5 separate regions of the Homo sapiens genome follow, and regions 2, 3, 4 and 5 are each linked to region 1. Evidence: chromatin contacts called from ENCODE Hi-C or POLR2A ChIA-PET data. All regions are on one chromosome and are shown on one strand. Each heading gives the region's core, a stretch centred on a gene start or an enhancer-like site at or near the end of the contact. The rest is flanking DNA. Distances are from core to core; before and after follow the strand shown. Region 1 holds the start of TNRC6C (trinucleotide repeat containing adaptor 6C). Region 2 overlaps SEPTIN9 (septin 9). Region 3 overlaps SEPTIN9 (septin 9). Region 4 overlaps SEPTIN9 (septin 9). Region 5 overlaps SEPTIN9 (septin 9).

Region 1 (2,768 bases), core at 146-2,645:
GTGCAGCCACGATCTAGCGGCTCCTCCTCCCCTACCTCCCGGCACAACATCCAAGCAGCAAGCCTTCATTTTTGCTAAGATCCCCAAAGCTCCGTGTAACATGCTTGCCAGTTATTTCTTCCCCAGGTTAACAGGCAGGGAACCCCCACATCCACATCTGCACATTTTCATAGCTACGAATCAATTAATTAAATCTCGTCCTCAAGGTAAAGGTGCAAAGGAGGCACCGCTTAAAGCAGAGGCGGCAACCAGGCGCTCGGGTTACGTTATCTGATAACAGGACAGATGTTGTACGGCTCGTTTTCCTCATACGCATTACTCCGCAGTCCGCAGCACCGTTAGAAAATCCACCTGATTTCAGAGCCGCAGAGCGCCCAGGGGTCCTTCTCCGCCCACCCGCAGCACGCCCCGGGTTTTTCTCTTCCCCCAAACAACGGCACCGGGCTCCTGCACCAAAACACGGCGGGTTCGCGCCTGCCATCACCAGTGCAAAATCTGCGGGGGGCTGCCCGGAAAGGACCGAATTTCACCGCTGCATGAGTTTTAAAAGGGAGGGGGCACATCCATCTTCAGCCCTCCATTCCACTCCCGTTTGATTGTGATGCACACCGGGCGTCTGCACAGCCCCGTCTCACACTAGCACACACGCGCCCCGGCCCCGGCCGCTTCCCGCCGCTCCCCTCAAACCCGGCCGGCCCGGGGCCTGGCGCCGCACGCGGGTCGCTAGGGGCCAGCGCCCGCCCCGGCTCGGCTCGGCCGAACAAAGGGCCCGCGAACCTCCCGGCAAAGTTGCGGCTGCGGCGAGGAGCGGGCGGACTGCCGCGCTCACCTGGGCTCCGTCCCCGGCGGCGGCGGCGGCTCCGCGGGGCTCCGGTGGCGCGGGCCTGGCGGCGGCGGCGGCACGAACAACCGCCCGAGGGCCTCGGGAGTGCGCGGGCGGCGGGGGCCCGCTCAGCGCCGGCGCCACGGACTCAGGTCCCGGCGCGGGCGGCGGCGGCGGCTGCGGCGGCGGCGCGGGCGAGTGGGCGGCGGCGCGTCCCGGCAGGTCCAGGTCCGGCCCCGGCAACGCCGCGACGCGTCCTCCTCCTCACGCCCGGCGGGATGCGGCTCCGGCGGGGTCCGGGTCCTAGGCGGCGGCGGCGGCGGCGGTGGCAGCTGCGGACGGCTGGGCGCGGGGCCGCTCCGCTCCCTCCGCCTCCGGCTCGGGCGGGCCCGCGGCTACTGCGACGGTGACGGCGGCGGGAGCGCGGCGGGCGCTGGGACTGCCCTGTCAGGGGGCGGCCCGGGCGGCGCTCAAGACTGCGCGGCGGCGGGGCCGGCGGCGGCGGCTACGGCTCCCGGGGCCGTCGCGCTGAGGTGCGGAGCTGCCACCGCGGCCATCTTGTTGCTCTAACTGACAAGAACCCCCCTCCCCCCGCTTCAGCCAGACGGGGCGCTCGCGCCCCCTTCCCCGCCCCGCGTTGGCCTCCAACAGGAAGTCGTCCCGGCCCCTAGCACGTGACTCCCACCGTATCTGCATACCGGAGGGCGAACTGGCCAATCGGCACTCTGCACCTGAGCTCCTCCCCCGCGCGCCCCTCCCGGCCCATTGGCTCCTCGGCCAGGCCACGCCTCCTCCTTTCCCCTTAATACCCGCCCGCGCTGTGGTTCCCTGCACCGCGCGGGGAGCGCGCCGGGGTGCGAGCGGTGCGCGCTCCGAGTGGCCGGGACGCGCGCCAGTCCTGGGAGCTTGCACTGCTCGGGGGGGTTACGTGGAGACTTGCGTGGTGTCCTTTACCGCCGCCGCCTGCCCTCCGGTCCCTGGGCGCTGTGGCTCCGCGTTAGGGTGCTGGCGGGAGGGGTGCCGATCCGGTTCTGCGCGTCCGGTGGGTTCTCCGGGCCAGCGCCCCGCGGCGCCCGGGCTTTATGCTGTAATTGCGCCCGGCGGCGCCCGGCGCCCGCACCGGCGCGCGTCTCGCCCGTGCCGTGCACACGCCCTGCACCGCCCCACTTTGCACACGCACACGCACACGAGTCCTTGGGGCCCTGGAGCATCGTGCTCGCCTCGCGCCTCCCGGCCCGCCCTTGCGCTCAGTCGCTCCCCAGGGAGCGCCCAGCTGCGAGCAAAACAAGCCTCGCTGCGAAACAGTCCCCCGGGGAGACAGCCCTTTCCCCGGAGCACAGACACCACACCTTCACCGCGCAAGCCTTCGGTCCGGGCCGAACCCGGGCGCTCCGGCGCCTACGCACCCCACGATTCCTCCCCGGTGCTCCGTACGCCGCCGTGATCCTCCATTCCACGGCTCCTCGATATCCATTATTCATTAGTGGTAGGTAAGGTCAGGCGCAATGTGCAATTCGAAAAGTCCCTTTTTAACTTTCGGTTCAAGCCAGGAGAAGATTTTGAAACCAAGAATTTTCTCCATTTTCATGCAAGGTCGCAGAAGCAGGCTAGCTTTTCCCCCATCGTTCAGTGGAGGATCAGCAGTGCTACTTGGAAGTTGGTATTGGAAGAGGCCATTCCCTGTCTACGTGTCCCTGTCTTGAAGAGGAGATAATAACACACTAGTACTTTCGCAATGCAATTTTGTTACCGCAAGTGTCATGCTTTGAAACGACTGTGGATGAAAGAGACAAATTCCCCGCTCTCGTTTCCCTTCAGGGTCCCATGAGCTCCTTTCTTCTTACTGCCATATTTTAAGCCCTCCGGTAGTCAGATTCACAACCAGCCTCTAAAGGGTCGTCAAATGTCTGTTGTATCGTGTTGTGTATTTCCCCTCCCGAGAACC
Region 2 (2,768 bases), core at 100-2,599, 630 kb after region 1:
TACTAGTTTATTATAAAGGATATTACAAAGGATACAGGGGAAGAGATGTGTAGGGCAAGGTATGGGGGAGGGACGCAGAGCTTCCATGTGCTCCCCAGGCGCTCCACCCTCCAGGAGCCTCCACATGCTCATCCATCCAGAAGCTCCCGGAACCCCATCCTTCTGAGTGTTCACGGAGGCCTCATTACGAAGGCATGATTGATTCAATCATTGGCCGCTGATGATCTGCTTAACCTTCAGCCCCTCTCCCCTACCTGGAGGTTGCGGGGTGGTGCTGAACCTTGTGATTCTACCTGGTCTTCCCTGGGAACCATCCTGAAGCTGCCAGCTGGTCTGTCAATCATGAGCATCCAAAAAGACATCACTTTGGAGATTCCAAGGATTTTAGGAGTTGTGTGCCAGGAAATGGAGATGAAAACCAAGTGTATATTTCACAACATGACAGTCAGTCTCTTTCAACCCCAGTCTTACTTCCTGCCGTGCTGCCGGCCTCAGCCCCCCGCGCCCCAGGGCCTTTGAACACATTGCCGGTTGCCTGCAGCGATCGCCTCTGCCTGCTGGGTTTGAGCCTGGTTTACTCCCCTCATCCTTCTGCGCTCAGCCCGAAGGTGTCCCCCCGAGGCAGCCCTCCTGACCTGGTCCTACGAACCGCAGGTTCTGTCCTGCCACTGGTCCCCTTTGTCACACCTGTCACTTCCTGTGTTTCACGTTTACTGATGTGGTCTTGCACTTGTGCAGTCCCATGAGGGCAAGGACTGTGTCTGGCTTTGTCCTCCACGGGACCCCAGCGCCAAGTCCACAGGGAGCACCCAATGCTGAATGAATGAATGAGTGACCGGCAAGGGAGGTTTATTTTGTCATGTTGGGGGTCAAAGGTTGCTGGGCGGACCACATGGGTGAGGTTGGGTGGGGAGGGAAGCAGAGATGACCCCTTGGAAGAAGGGGTAGGAGGCGGGGAGGTGGGTGTGGGGTGCTGTATAAGGATGGCAAGTGCTTCCAGGGGTGACAAGCCAACCTAGAGCACCAGGCAGCAGAAAAAGGCTGACACCCTCACGCCCCACTTCCACTTAGGGAGAGGCCAGGCCTCCGGGAAAGCCAGCTCCCCGTTGCTAGGAGAGCCCCAAGGGAAGCTTCATCAGCTGCTGAGTTGGTCACAGTGGAAACCCATGTGGTGGGTGGGAGGGGTTTGAGGCACAGGGGTTTGGGTGGTGGCTTCAGGATGGAGACTTGTGTCCAGATCATGAGGGGTGGCCCCAGGGATGACCACCTCCAAACAGGAAGCAGACAAAGGCACAGATGGCAGAAGCGGAGGCAGAGAATGGGCTGCAGGGGCTTCCCCAGAGGGAGAGCCGAGCAAGGGGACAGGCTGGAAACACTCAGCCTCCATGGCCTGAAGCACAGACAGCTGGTCTCACACGCAGGCCGGGCAGCCACACCACCTAGAACAAGGGGCATGTCCGCAGGGCAGGCCTCAGGACGCCCCGGGCTGGCCCTGCCATCAGCCTAGAAAGACGGCCCAGGCTTTCCCGGTAGGGAGCACGTCCAGCCAGGTCCTGGGCAGGAGCTGAGACTCCCTGGCTGGCCTGAGAGGGGATGATCGAGTGCAGGCCCAGCCCGGGACTTCCCCACTCCTCCCCGCCACCCAGCGGAACCAGCTGGGCGTGAGAAAAGAAGAGAAGTGAATCAAGAGCCCAGAGCATGAGGCTGGACCAGCCCTTACACCACATGCAAAAATCAACTCAACTTGCATCAAAGACCTAAACTCAAGAGCTAAAACCACAAAACTCTTAGAAGAAAACACAGGGGAAAAGCTTCCTGACGTTGCATTTGGCAATGATTTCTTGGATATGGCGCCAAAAGCACAGGCAACAGAAGAACAAATAGATAAAGTGGAACGTCATAGAAGTTTAAAATATTTGCATATCAGCCTGGGTGCGGTGACTCACGCCTGTAACTCCGGCACTTTGGGAGGCCGAGACGGGTGGATTACTTGAGGTCAGGAGTTCGAGACCAACTTAGTCAACACAGTGAAACCCCGTCTCTACTAAAAATACAAAAATTAGCTGGGTGTGGTGGCGGGTGCCTGTAATCCCAACTACTCAGGAGGCTGAGGCAGGAAAATCGCTGGAACCAGGGAGGCGGAGGTTGCAGTGAGCCAAGATCATGCCACTGCACTCCAGCCTGGGCAACAGAGTCAGACTCCATCTCAAAAAAAAAAAAAAAAATTGCATATCAAAGGGCACTAACAACGTGGGGAGAAGGCAATCCATGGAATGGCAGCAAATCATAGGTCAGATATGGGATTAGTATCTGGATATTAATCTACAGATCTCCTAACACTCAGCAACAACAATCATCCAAATCAAACACAGGTAAAGGACTTGGACAGACATTTCTGCAAGAATATGTGCAAATGAGCAATAAACACGAAAAGATGCTCAACATCACTAACCACTGGGGAATTGCAAATCAAAACCACAAGGAGAGACCCCTCACAACCATGAGCTCTGGGCAGGTAGGAAGACGCCTGGTGGGGAGTTGCCGGCTCCATGCTGTCCCCAGAATTCCTGCAGGGGCTAAGCCCGACCCCGACACCTCACCAGGAGCACAGAAACGAGTGGAAAAGGCCAAAGGCCACCCCAAAGGGCCAGAGGGGTCCAGCAAGGAGTCTGGGACATGGAACCATGCTGTGCATCCAGACACACGGGGACAACAGGGGGATGAAAGGTGGCCCCTAAAATTTACATCCACCCCAGAGCCTATGAACA
Region 3 (2,768 bases), core at 133-2,632, 570 kb after region 1:
AGACCAGCCTGGTCAACATGGTGAAACCCTGTCTCTACTAAAAAATATGTGAGCTGGCAACTCCAAGTCCCCAGCAGCCTCCGAATGGAGGCTTTCCTCTTGTAGGATTCTCAAATCCTACAAATATGAGTGTCTGTAATCCAGCTACTCAGGAGGCTGAGGCATGAGAATCACCTGAACCTGGGAGGCAGAGGTTGCAGTGAACCAAGAACGTGCCACCGCCACTTCAGCCTGGGACACAGTGAAACTCTGTCAAAAAAAAAAAAAAAAAAAGGTGGGGGTCTCCCTATGTTGCCCAGGCTGGTCTCAAACTCCTGGGCTTAAGGAATCCTCCTGCCTCAGCCTCCCAGAGTGTTGGGATTACGGGCACGAGCCCATGAACTTTAAAAAATAACATCTATTGCTTTGTTCCTGACTGTAAAAGGAATTTAGGCACAAAGCCGAAAATTTGCAAAATGCACAAAAACAAAGGGAAAAAATCTATAAACCCACAACCCAGGTAACTTCCATCAATATTCTGACAAATGTCTTTCCACTCTTTACTGGGGAGTGTGTGTGTGTGTGTGTGTGTGTGTGTGTGTGTGTGTGTGTGTGTTTAAACAGGTTCATACAGTGATGATGTTGGGTGCTTTCCTCCATGTGGCGCCATGTGGCTGAGGTCCCTACACATTTTGGGCCCGTTCTCTCGATTCCTCTGTAGTTCTGATGTTCTGATTCCAGATATGTCATTCTTGGCTCGGACTGTTCAGGAGAATCATTTCTGGATCTTGCTAAAAAATGGACTGCTGGTCCCCAACTCTTGGTGGTTCTGGCTCAGGAGGGCTGGGTAAGCCTGGGCACCCCGGAGTGTTTCTGGGGCGCTGCAGGTGTGAACCTCTGCCCTCCTGAAGACTCACAAGCCTCATCTCCCCCATCCCCTCCTTCCTCCCCGAGAATCCTACAAGAGGAAAGCCTCCATTCGGAGGCTGCTAGGGACTCGGAGTTGCCAGCTCACAGCCCCACCCTGCCCCCACCTCCCCGGGAGTTATCCAAGGACAATGTCCAGCCTCAGCTGCCAAGTCTCAGCTCCAGGGTCAGTCACACACTGAAGGACATGCAGAAGTCGCCGTGTGCTGGGCACTGCTGAGGACAAAGGCCTGAATGACAAGCGGGAACAAAGTCACAAGGTCCCAAAACCTGCCCGAGGTCCCACAGTCAGGGCCTCGGAAATCCATGAAAAAAGCCAGTTTAATACCCTGCCACGGAACACAGGCAGGAGAGGGAGCAGCCCCCAGCCAGCCCCCAGCCAGCCTCCCGCCAGCCTCTTTGCGAATCACCCCACTCCGGGTCACAGTCAGGGCAGCCGCCGCCTTCCTCCCTGCTCGACAGCCCTTGAGGGCAGGAGCCAGCTTGCCCATCATTGTCCCCTCTCCACTAGGGCCTGGCACCCTGCCTGGCATGTAGTAGAAGCCTAAGAAGGGCTCACTGTGTTCATTCTGCAATAGTCAATGTGTATGAGTGCTTACCATACCTGAAGACAGTGATTTACTCTTGTCCCCATTGCACAGATGGGAAACTGAGGCACTGAGAGGCTGATGACTCCCCCACATTGCCGTGTGGGCAAGGGCAAGGCCAGATGTGAGCCGGCACGCTGGGCCATCGCGCCCTCTGCCTACACTCCGCCCTGGGCCTGGGAAGGCTACCCTCGGAGATCCCCACGATGCTGACACCTCGCTCAGCCCCTCCGTGCACCCTCTCCCACGCCTCCCAGCCACCCAAAGTACCAGCCAGGTAGCACTGTTATTCTGGTTTTGCAAACTCAGTCATTGAGTGGAAGAGCAGCCAGGCTGAAGTGGGGCAGAGGCAGCCCCCGTCAGACCCCAGGGTCGGGACCCTCAGCCATCCCCACTCTCCAAGGACTAGTAGACAGAGATTTCCATCGTGCTCAGCCAGGGGCCAGGGAACAGGTCTCCACAGTGGGGGAGTGATGGATGGATGCAGGTGCGGACTGGGAGGACCCGGGCCGGCCTTCCAGCGCTGGAGCCTCAGCAGCCCAATCTACCTTGTTGGGCTCTCGTGGGGATTAAAAGACACCTTGTATACAAAGTACCAGCCCAGGGCCTGGCACCTAGGAGGTGCTCAATTAAAGGAAATGGTTATGAAAAATAACAAGGAGAAGCTCAGTCACAGGAGGTGCCTGTGGGTAAGGAGAGAACAGCTGGAAGGGCCTGGACTTGGGTCAGAGACAAAGAATGCAAGAGGGAGGGAGGGAGAGAAGGAGGGAGGGAGAGAAAGAGGGAGGGAAAGAAAGAGGGAGGGAGAGAGGGAGGGTAGGGCAGGCAACAGCTGGCTCCAGGGCAGCTGTGTGCAGGAGCCTGCTTCATCATTTAAATATTAGGAGAGATGTAAATATTTGAGTGAGGTCCTCCCAGCCTGGCCTTGCTGTGGCCACAGCCAGGGCTGGAGAAAGAGTTCCTCCCTCACCAGGGTCTCCGTTCTGTGCCCCCTACCCCAGCTGTCCCAAGATTCCATGTTTCCGGGCCAGGAGTAGGGGTCTGAGAGCAGCAACCAGGCAGGGCAGCGGGGCTAGGGAGGGACCCCGCCTTTGCTTCCACCCTCCTCCCTCGCCTTTGCCTCCACCCTCCTCCCTCTGCACAGTACTGGGCCTGCAAAGGTGCGAATGAAGGATCTCCTCCCCCACCCGACCCCAAGGGGCCCAGGCGGCCAAGGGTTTCTTTTGTAGTTTAGAAAAAAAAGCAAAGCAGCCCTTTCTGAGGTTTTCTGGTGGA
Region 4 (2,768 bases), core at 151-2,650, 550 kb after region 1:
AGGGATGGCATGAGGTGCTGCCCAGGGGCTTCAGACAAGGCCTGCTTGCTGATTAAGTAAGGGTTGTGTTGGCTTTTGTTTATGTGCTTGTTTAACACGAATCCCCCAGGCGCTCCACCCTGCTTCACGAATCATCACTGTCCACTCTAACCACGCTGCACAGGAAGAATTGTGCCCACTTCCACAATGAGAAAACGGACCAGAGAGGAAAGCCACTAGGCAGGGCAGGGGCGGCAGCCCAGGCAGTGTGAGGGCAAAGCCGGTGCTCCTCTGCCATTTCCCCACACACGAGTGGGCAAGGCATTACAGGAGTCTATATCTTAACCTCTGCGGGCCATTTTGGAAGGCGGCAGATGGAATCAGTGATTTCCAGGGCCATTTCCAGTTCCAGGTTTCAGACAGGGGCCGTGGAGTGGAATCGAGCTTGACCCAGGTGTGCTGATGGTAGCCATGTAACTGTGGACAAATCACTTTCCCCCTCACCTGCACTGGATGAGACCGGGAATCTCCACTCTGGGTTCTTTAAGAGTCCTGGGGCTCCACAGAGTACACCCAGTAGCAGCAGTGGGATGGGGGGACAGGGTCAGGGGAGCTCCATGCCTCCCTCAACTTTAATCAGAGCATCTCCACTTTAACCCCTTCCTGGGCCCAGTGTTCAGAGAGAACGGGAAGGAAGCTCAGCCCTGGCCATGGGCTACTCTAGCCTGTCAGTTACAGCCCATACCCCAGGAGCCCCCCTTGGACTGAAGGAGACAGAGTCACTTATAACACCCACAGAAAACCCCGGAGAGGAAGTGGAGTCCAACTGAGGAAGCGCCTCCCTGCAGCTCTCAGAAATGAGGTCACAGGTGAGACAGTGTGTCAGGGTGGACCACATGGCATCCTCCCAGGCTGTCTGCTGGAATCCAGGGTCTGGTTAGGGGCTGCCCACACTTTGGGCCCCGAGGCGGGGAGTCTGAGTGCGCTCCTCCAGGGCTGAATGTGCCCTCTGTCCACACCGCACAGAGCATGGCTGTCTGGCCGCGGCGCGCCCCTCCGGACAGGCTCGCCATTGTGCAGACCCTCAATCCCGGCAGCTGTCCCGGGCCTGGGAGGCGGCGGGTACAGACACAGCTCCTCTCTCTTCTGGCAGCTGCTCTGACTTCCTGGGACAAGTGCTGAGAGGCGGCCTCACCCAGTGCCATGTGTCTGGGGGCCGGGGCTCCATCCTGGGGCCAGGCTGGGTGGTCAGGGCCACAGAGCTGCAGGGGGCGGAGCAGAGAAACCGCCCCCAGCGCCTGCCTCCTGGCCCCACCCTTCCCCGCAGCTGCGCTCTATTTAAGGTATTCCACAGCTGCTCGGCACCCGCTGCATTCCCGGACCAGCCCTCCTTTCCTCTCACCACTGCACGGTGCTTGGCAGGCCGGCGAGGGGAGGGGTTCTCTTCCTGGGCTCTGGAGCCAGGCTCTGTTCTCTGGCCCCACCCCGTCCCACCACGAAGGAGACACACCGGGCCTGGCCAATCCTCCCGCATTGATTCCTGTTCCCCCAGCACATGCGGGACTTCCCACTCTAGACCTAGGTCTGAGAGGCTCCAGGGACAGTTCGGAGAAGGAGGGTACTTGTTCTTAGAAGGGGAAAGAGAAAGAGACCCAATCCCAAAGTAAAAGGGGACCTGGGTGCCCTCTGCAAGCAGCTCAGGAAAATGGGAGGAGGTGGGAGCAGCGGGACCTTCCGAGTAAGGCATCCCGGCAGGAACGTCAGTGCCTTCTGGACACCTCCAGAAGCAGAAGCACACAGCCCCACAGAAAAATCCTGCAGGCTCAGGACCCGAGGCATGACACGATCCAAACTCACTGCTTCATCAGACACCAGTGAGTCCCTCGACGCTTACCAAGGCCCCCTGCCTTACACCTGGTACTGGACGAACCTGCACACCCTGCCTCAGGGAGTCCACAGTCCAGGGATAGGCTCAGAGCCTATGTGGGGTGTCCTGTAAACACGGGGCCAGAAGCTGGGCTGTCTATGGGGCCCTTCCTCCCTAAATCACAGTGGTCACCCTCTCCCCAACTTCACAGTCCCTGATCCCCACCAGGAACTTCTGGGGCCCAGTAGGTGTCCCTCCCTTGCAGGCTGATGCCCGCCCTCCCCACCCCCCACTCAGGCTCAGCTCTGACCCCACTTTCCCCAAAGCCACCTCTTCACTGCTCTGTGTTGGGTGGTTCCAGGGAGCCCTGTGCTTTGATTAACCCTATACTCAACGCTGTACTGGCAGCCCTGCTGTCTGTGCTGAGATTCCTCCCTGTTCTGCCCCTGGAACACACGGCCCGGTGCGGACCAAGTATGCGAAGAGCCACGCCCACCATCATCAGCTCGGGGGGGCCTGACCCCCTGCTCCCTCAACGCTCCACCCACATGACAAAGATTTCCAGACCCTCTGGGTCACAGGAAAACTACTGAGACATGCTGCCATGTCTACCCCGCCCCAATTTCACATCCATGTTCACAAGTGGCCCCAGAACCACTGTGGACTCCCTTCTTGGTTCTTGGGGTGGGTGGATACATGAGAGCTCAGCCCCCAGCCACCTCTGCAGATGCCTCTTTGACAGATCAAGAAATTGAGGCTGGGAGGGGTGGAATGATAGTTCAGAACCAGTTGACTCATGGGGCAGAGCTGGGACATGCCCAGAACTGAGCTGGGCACTGGGCCTGGCCTCCCTCTTGCCCCCAGTGAGCATCCCAAGAAGGCAGAGAACCAGACCCATGAACGAGCGCTGAGCACCCGCCTT
Region 5 (2,768 bases), core at 131-2,630, 530 kb after region 1:
CTGTCCAGGGCCCCCTCTCGGCTCCCCTGCCGGCCTGGTCTCCTCCTGTTCCAGCCTGACTGCCCCTATGGGCTCCAACAAGTTCCTGACCAGGACTGAGGCAGAACAGACAGGGCTCAAGACCCTGCAGGCAGGCACAGAGTGTGGATGGCAAAAGGAGATGCTCCAGGCCCCCTGCCGTCCTTCCCTCCCCGAAGGCTGACAATGTCAACCTACAGAAGAAGCTGTTCTTCCCGGCCTCGGATCCCATCTCAATACAGTGTATGAGGCAGCTGTGCCCAAGGGGTGTGACCACTCCTGCAGATGGAACCCATTCACTGTGCCCAGCCCATTGCCAGAGCCCGGAGGACGGGGGAAGTGAGGTGGGGCATCTCCCACAGTGAAGGGAAAACCCAGTCTAGCTATTTTTTCTTGTGTTGCTTCTGGAACTCACCCTGTCATGGCTCTACCCTAACTCAGCTTCCCAAAGCCTCAGAGAGCTTTGTCCTTTCCCCTGCATCCCATCTCGTCCACTTGTGCTGGGTTAGTCCCCCAGAAGCCCCGTCTCCTGTCACTCCCAGGGCACCAAGGCTGGTTGGTGGGTTTAGGGATTCCCATCTTCTGATCCAGCCCCAGTGGCTCACCCCACACTCACCGGCACTCACAGGTGTGTCTCCCACCTCCGGCCTCTGCACAGGCGGCCCCACATTCTGGGAGCTCAGCCTCCCCCAAGGACTCACGCCAGAGCACAGGGACCTCTGTCTCTGACTCCTTCTTAGCTCCAATCACGAGCAGTCCATGTCATAGCAATTCCTTAGCTGCTTGTAGCTGTCTGCTAAGTTATGATAATGGCCTTTGCCCTCTAATCTAATGTCTGCATACAGACAAATCGCCACATTCTAAGCAGACCAGATACCACTTCCTCCAGGAAGTCTTCCCTGACTGCTCCAGTTGGACAGAGGCTTCCCTCCTTTGTGCTCCCCTAATGCTTAACAGGCATTCACTGAGCACCCGTGACATGCAAGGCACCCACAACACAAGTCAGTGTCCCCTGCCCTCCCAGAGGGCATATGAACAAATAAACGGCAAGACTCTCCAATACTCATCCATGCCCCATAGAAAGCCACCCACAGGCATGGGAGGGCTGTTTTAACTGCGGGTGACAGGGAGGCCTCTCCAAGATGGCAGCGCTTCAGCAAGACCTGAATGAGGCGGCCAGGAGGTCTAGGGAGGGACTTTCCAGGAGGGAACAAGTGAATATTCTTCCGTGAGGATGAGCCCTCATGTTCCAGGAGCAGCCAGGCCAGGGGACCGGTGCAGTGAACAGGGGCTGAGGGGAGTGGCCAGGTGACGTAGGGTCTCACAGGCCGCCCCACGATGAGTCAGCGCCCCAAGCACAGCAGACACCCAGGGAAGGTTTAGGCTGGGGAGTGATCTGAACAGATTCTCCATCCAGGAGCTCACCGGGGCTCCTGGGCTCACGCTGTTGCGCCACTGCATGCCTCCGGGGGCTCGGGGGGGCACCCTTTACACCATCATCACAGGCAGCACTCCTGGGGGAGGTGTGCTGTGCAGGGGACTCGCTGGCCACCCTGTCGGGCAAACCACAGGGGACTGTGTAGGACAGGCGGTCAGTTCAGGAGGGACAACTACCCAAGCAGGGGTCAGAGGGCACTCGGATTCGGGAGGAGTGCTCAACTTCTCAGGCCCAGGCAACCAGAGGTGGGGGGCGGGGTGCTGCTTCCTGACATGGGAGGCCTGGGGGCCTGGCTGCATTTCCTGGTGTGGAGGTGCTGGGAGGTGTGGAGGCCTCCTCCTGAGGCTGGGACCCTCTGGCCATCCTGACCCACTGTTCCGATCCTATCCTCCAGTCTGAGGGCATGGCCTGAACTCACAGCCGCACACACTCCCCTCTGCACAGGGCCCTGCGGGGCCGGCACAGCAGCCTCTCCTCTACAGATCAGGATGCTCAGCTCCAGGAGGGCTGGGACTGTCCAAGACCGCACAACCAGGGTCAGACACAGCTGGGCCAACCTTGTGACTTCTGGCTCCACGCACAGATTCTAAGCACACAGGTAAAACTCTGCTGGCTGGGAGGGTTGGGGGGTAGATGAGCGGGGGGCAGCTTCCTCTTAGCCTCCCAACATGCCAGGTCCCTGGGTGGGAGGGGGCACAAAGACCCTACCTTTCCCAAGAGACAGAGAAAGAGGCAGTGGAGGGTCCCTCTCTGGCTGAGGCTCCAGGTCCTGAGTGGTGAATGCAACCCCACTTGGAGGCTGGAAGTCAGGCGGCCTTGGGGGTGTGCGAGGCCCGCCAGCTCAGCTGCAGCTCCTTCCATGTAAGGGAACCCCCCCCAGGCAGCGTCCCCATGACCAGAGAGGGGGCCAGGAAGAGGTGAGGGCTGTATCCAGAGTGACACTCGGGTGGGCTTCACCCTGGGGACACGGTCACATCCCCCTCCCGGACCTCTGAAGCCCTCAGGTGCGGGTCAAGGGCTCTCAGCTGCAGGCAGGAGAGGGCCCCACAGCCACAGATCTGGGGAGTCCAGCTTGCAAAGCCCAGAGGCTTCCGGAGGCCGCTGGCCCGGCTTCCTGTGCAGCTGGGTTTTCCTGGGAGGCCCTCCTCCGGCACTCTCAGTCCCCAGCCCGCACGACCTCCCACAGCTGGGCCCATCTTCCCAGGCCCGGGTCACATGGTGCAGGTCAGTGGGGCTCTGGGGGAGGGCAGGGCGCCAGGAACAGCCCCGGGGGTGGGGGGACTGGAGCAGAGCTCACTTTGGCCGCCTGCCC

What was found. A loop is a pair of places that touch in the nucleus more often than their neighbours do. ChIA-PET counts read pairs that join two places held with the same protein, here RNA polymerase II (POLR2A). Pooled maps may share reads with other maps.
Region 2: a map of B cell shows a loop between it and region 1 (13-fold over the local background). The contact joins the enhancer-like site here to the promoter of TNRC6C in region 1. A Hi-C loop is called at or near these places in 5 of 168 maps with a recorded cell type or tissue (B cell, CD8-positive, alpha-beta T cell, GM12878 and 2 more), 11 of 37 single-sample maps with no recorded cell type and 20 of 50 pooled maps. POLR2A ChIA-PET finds 5 or more read pairs at or near these places in 12 of 52 experiments (A549, AG04449, AG04450 and 9 more).
Region 3: POLR2A ChIA-PET joins it to region 1 with 11 read pairs in naive thymus-derived CD8-positive, alpha-beta T cell. The contact joins the enhancer-like site here to the promoter of TNRC6C in region 1. A Hi-C loop is called at or near these places in 1 of 168 maps with a recorded cell type or tissue (naive thymus-derived CD4-positive, alpha-beta T cell) and 7 of 50 pooled maps. POLR2A ChIA-PET finds 5 or more read pairs at or near these places in 14 of 52 experiments (BJ, CD4-positive, alpha-beta T cell, CD4-positive, alpha-beta memory T cell and 9 more).
Region 4: a map of B cell shows a loop between it and region 1 (3-fold over the local background). The contact joins the enhancer-like site here to the promoter of TNRC6C in region 1. A Hi-C loop is called at or near these places in 1 of 168 maps with a recorded cell type or tissue (B cell), 2 of 37 single-sample maps with no recorded cell type and 5 of 50 pooled maps. POLR2A ChIA-PET finds 5 or more read pairs at or near these places in 11 of 52 experiments (CD4-positive, alpha-beta T cell, CD4-positive, alpha-beta memory T cell, H1 and 8 more).
Region 5: a map of sigmoid colon shows a loop between it and region 1 (5-fold over the local background). The contact joins the enhancer-like site here to the promoter of TNRC6C in region 1. A Hi-C loop is called at or near these places in 2 of 168 maps with a recorded cell type or tissue (ascending aorta and sigmoid colon), 2 of 37 single-sample maps with no recorded cell type and 8 of 50 pooled maps. POLR2A ChIA-PET finds 5 or more read pairs at or near these places in 18 of 52 experiments (A549, AG04449, AG04450 and 14 more).

Annotation. Positions count from the first base shown.
Region 1 is chr17:77,957,330-77,960,097 of GRCh38, reverse strand. It overlaps TNRC6C (trinucleotide repeat containing adaptor 6C), which reads right to left and starts at 1,395. Exons shown (of 23, transcript NM_001142640.2): 1 at 830-1,395. RefSeq lists enhancers at 460-1,018, 1,019-1,578 and silencers at 1,251-1,710, 1,731-1,780.
Region 2 is chr17:77,324,277-77,327,044 of GRCh38, reverse strand. All of the region lies in intron 2 of SEPTIN9 (septin 9), which reads right to left. Among named protein-coding and RNA genes, the nearest start is that of SEPTIN9-DT, 44 kb to the right of the region's middle. RefSeq lists enhancers at 202-1,120, 1,312-1,621, 1,732-2,001. Within about 2 kb of position 1,349, at least 34 of the 41 ENCODE cell types and tissues checked have a DNase peak (open chromatin) inside an H3K27ac peak, as active enhancers do; they include B cell, CD4-positive, alpha-beta T cell, CD8-positive, alpha-beta T cell and 3 more, where a contact is called at or near this core.
Region 3 is chr17:77,382,670-77,385,437 of GRCh38, reverse strand. The region is part of intron 2 of SEPTIN9 (septin 9); the gene reads right to left. Among named protein-coding and RNA genes, the nearest start is that of MIR4316, 13 kb to the left of the region's middle. RefSeq lists enhancers at 1,816-2,353, 2,354-2,768. Within about 2 kb of position 1,382, at least 20 of the 41 ENCODE cell types and tissues checked have a DNase peak (open chromatin) inside an H3K27ac peak, as active enhancers do.
Region 4 is chr17:77,408,040-77,410,807 of GRCh38, reverse strand. The region is part of intron 3 of SEPTIN9 (septin 9); the gene reads right to left. Among named protein-coding and RNA genes, the nearest start is that of MIR4316, 12 kb to the right of the region's middle. RefSeq lists an enhancer at 1,090-1,594. Within about 2 kb of position 1,400, at least 24 of the 41 ENCODE cell types and tissues checked have a DNase peak (open chromatin) inside an H3K27ac peak, as active enhancers do; they include B cell, CD4-positive, alpha-beta T cell and OCI-LY7, where a contact is called at or near this core.
Region 5 is chr17:77,425,068-77,427,835 of GRCh38, reverse strand. All of the region lies in intron 3 of SEPTIN9 (septin 9), which reads right to left. It overlaps LOC112268199 (a long non-coding RNA gene), which reads left to right. Exons shown (of 2, transcript XR_002958141.2): 2 at 1-2,768. Among named protein-coding and RNA genes, the nearest start is that of MIR4316, 29 kb to the right of the region's middle. RefSeq lists enhancers at 365-1,273, 1,906-1,995. Within about 2 kb of position 1,380, at least 33 of the 41 ENCODE cell types and tissues checked have a DNase peak (open chromatin) inside an H3K27ac peak, as active enhancers do; they include CD4-positive, alpha-beta T cell, ascending aorta and sigmoid colon, where a contact is called at or near this core.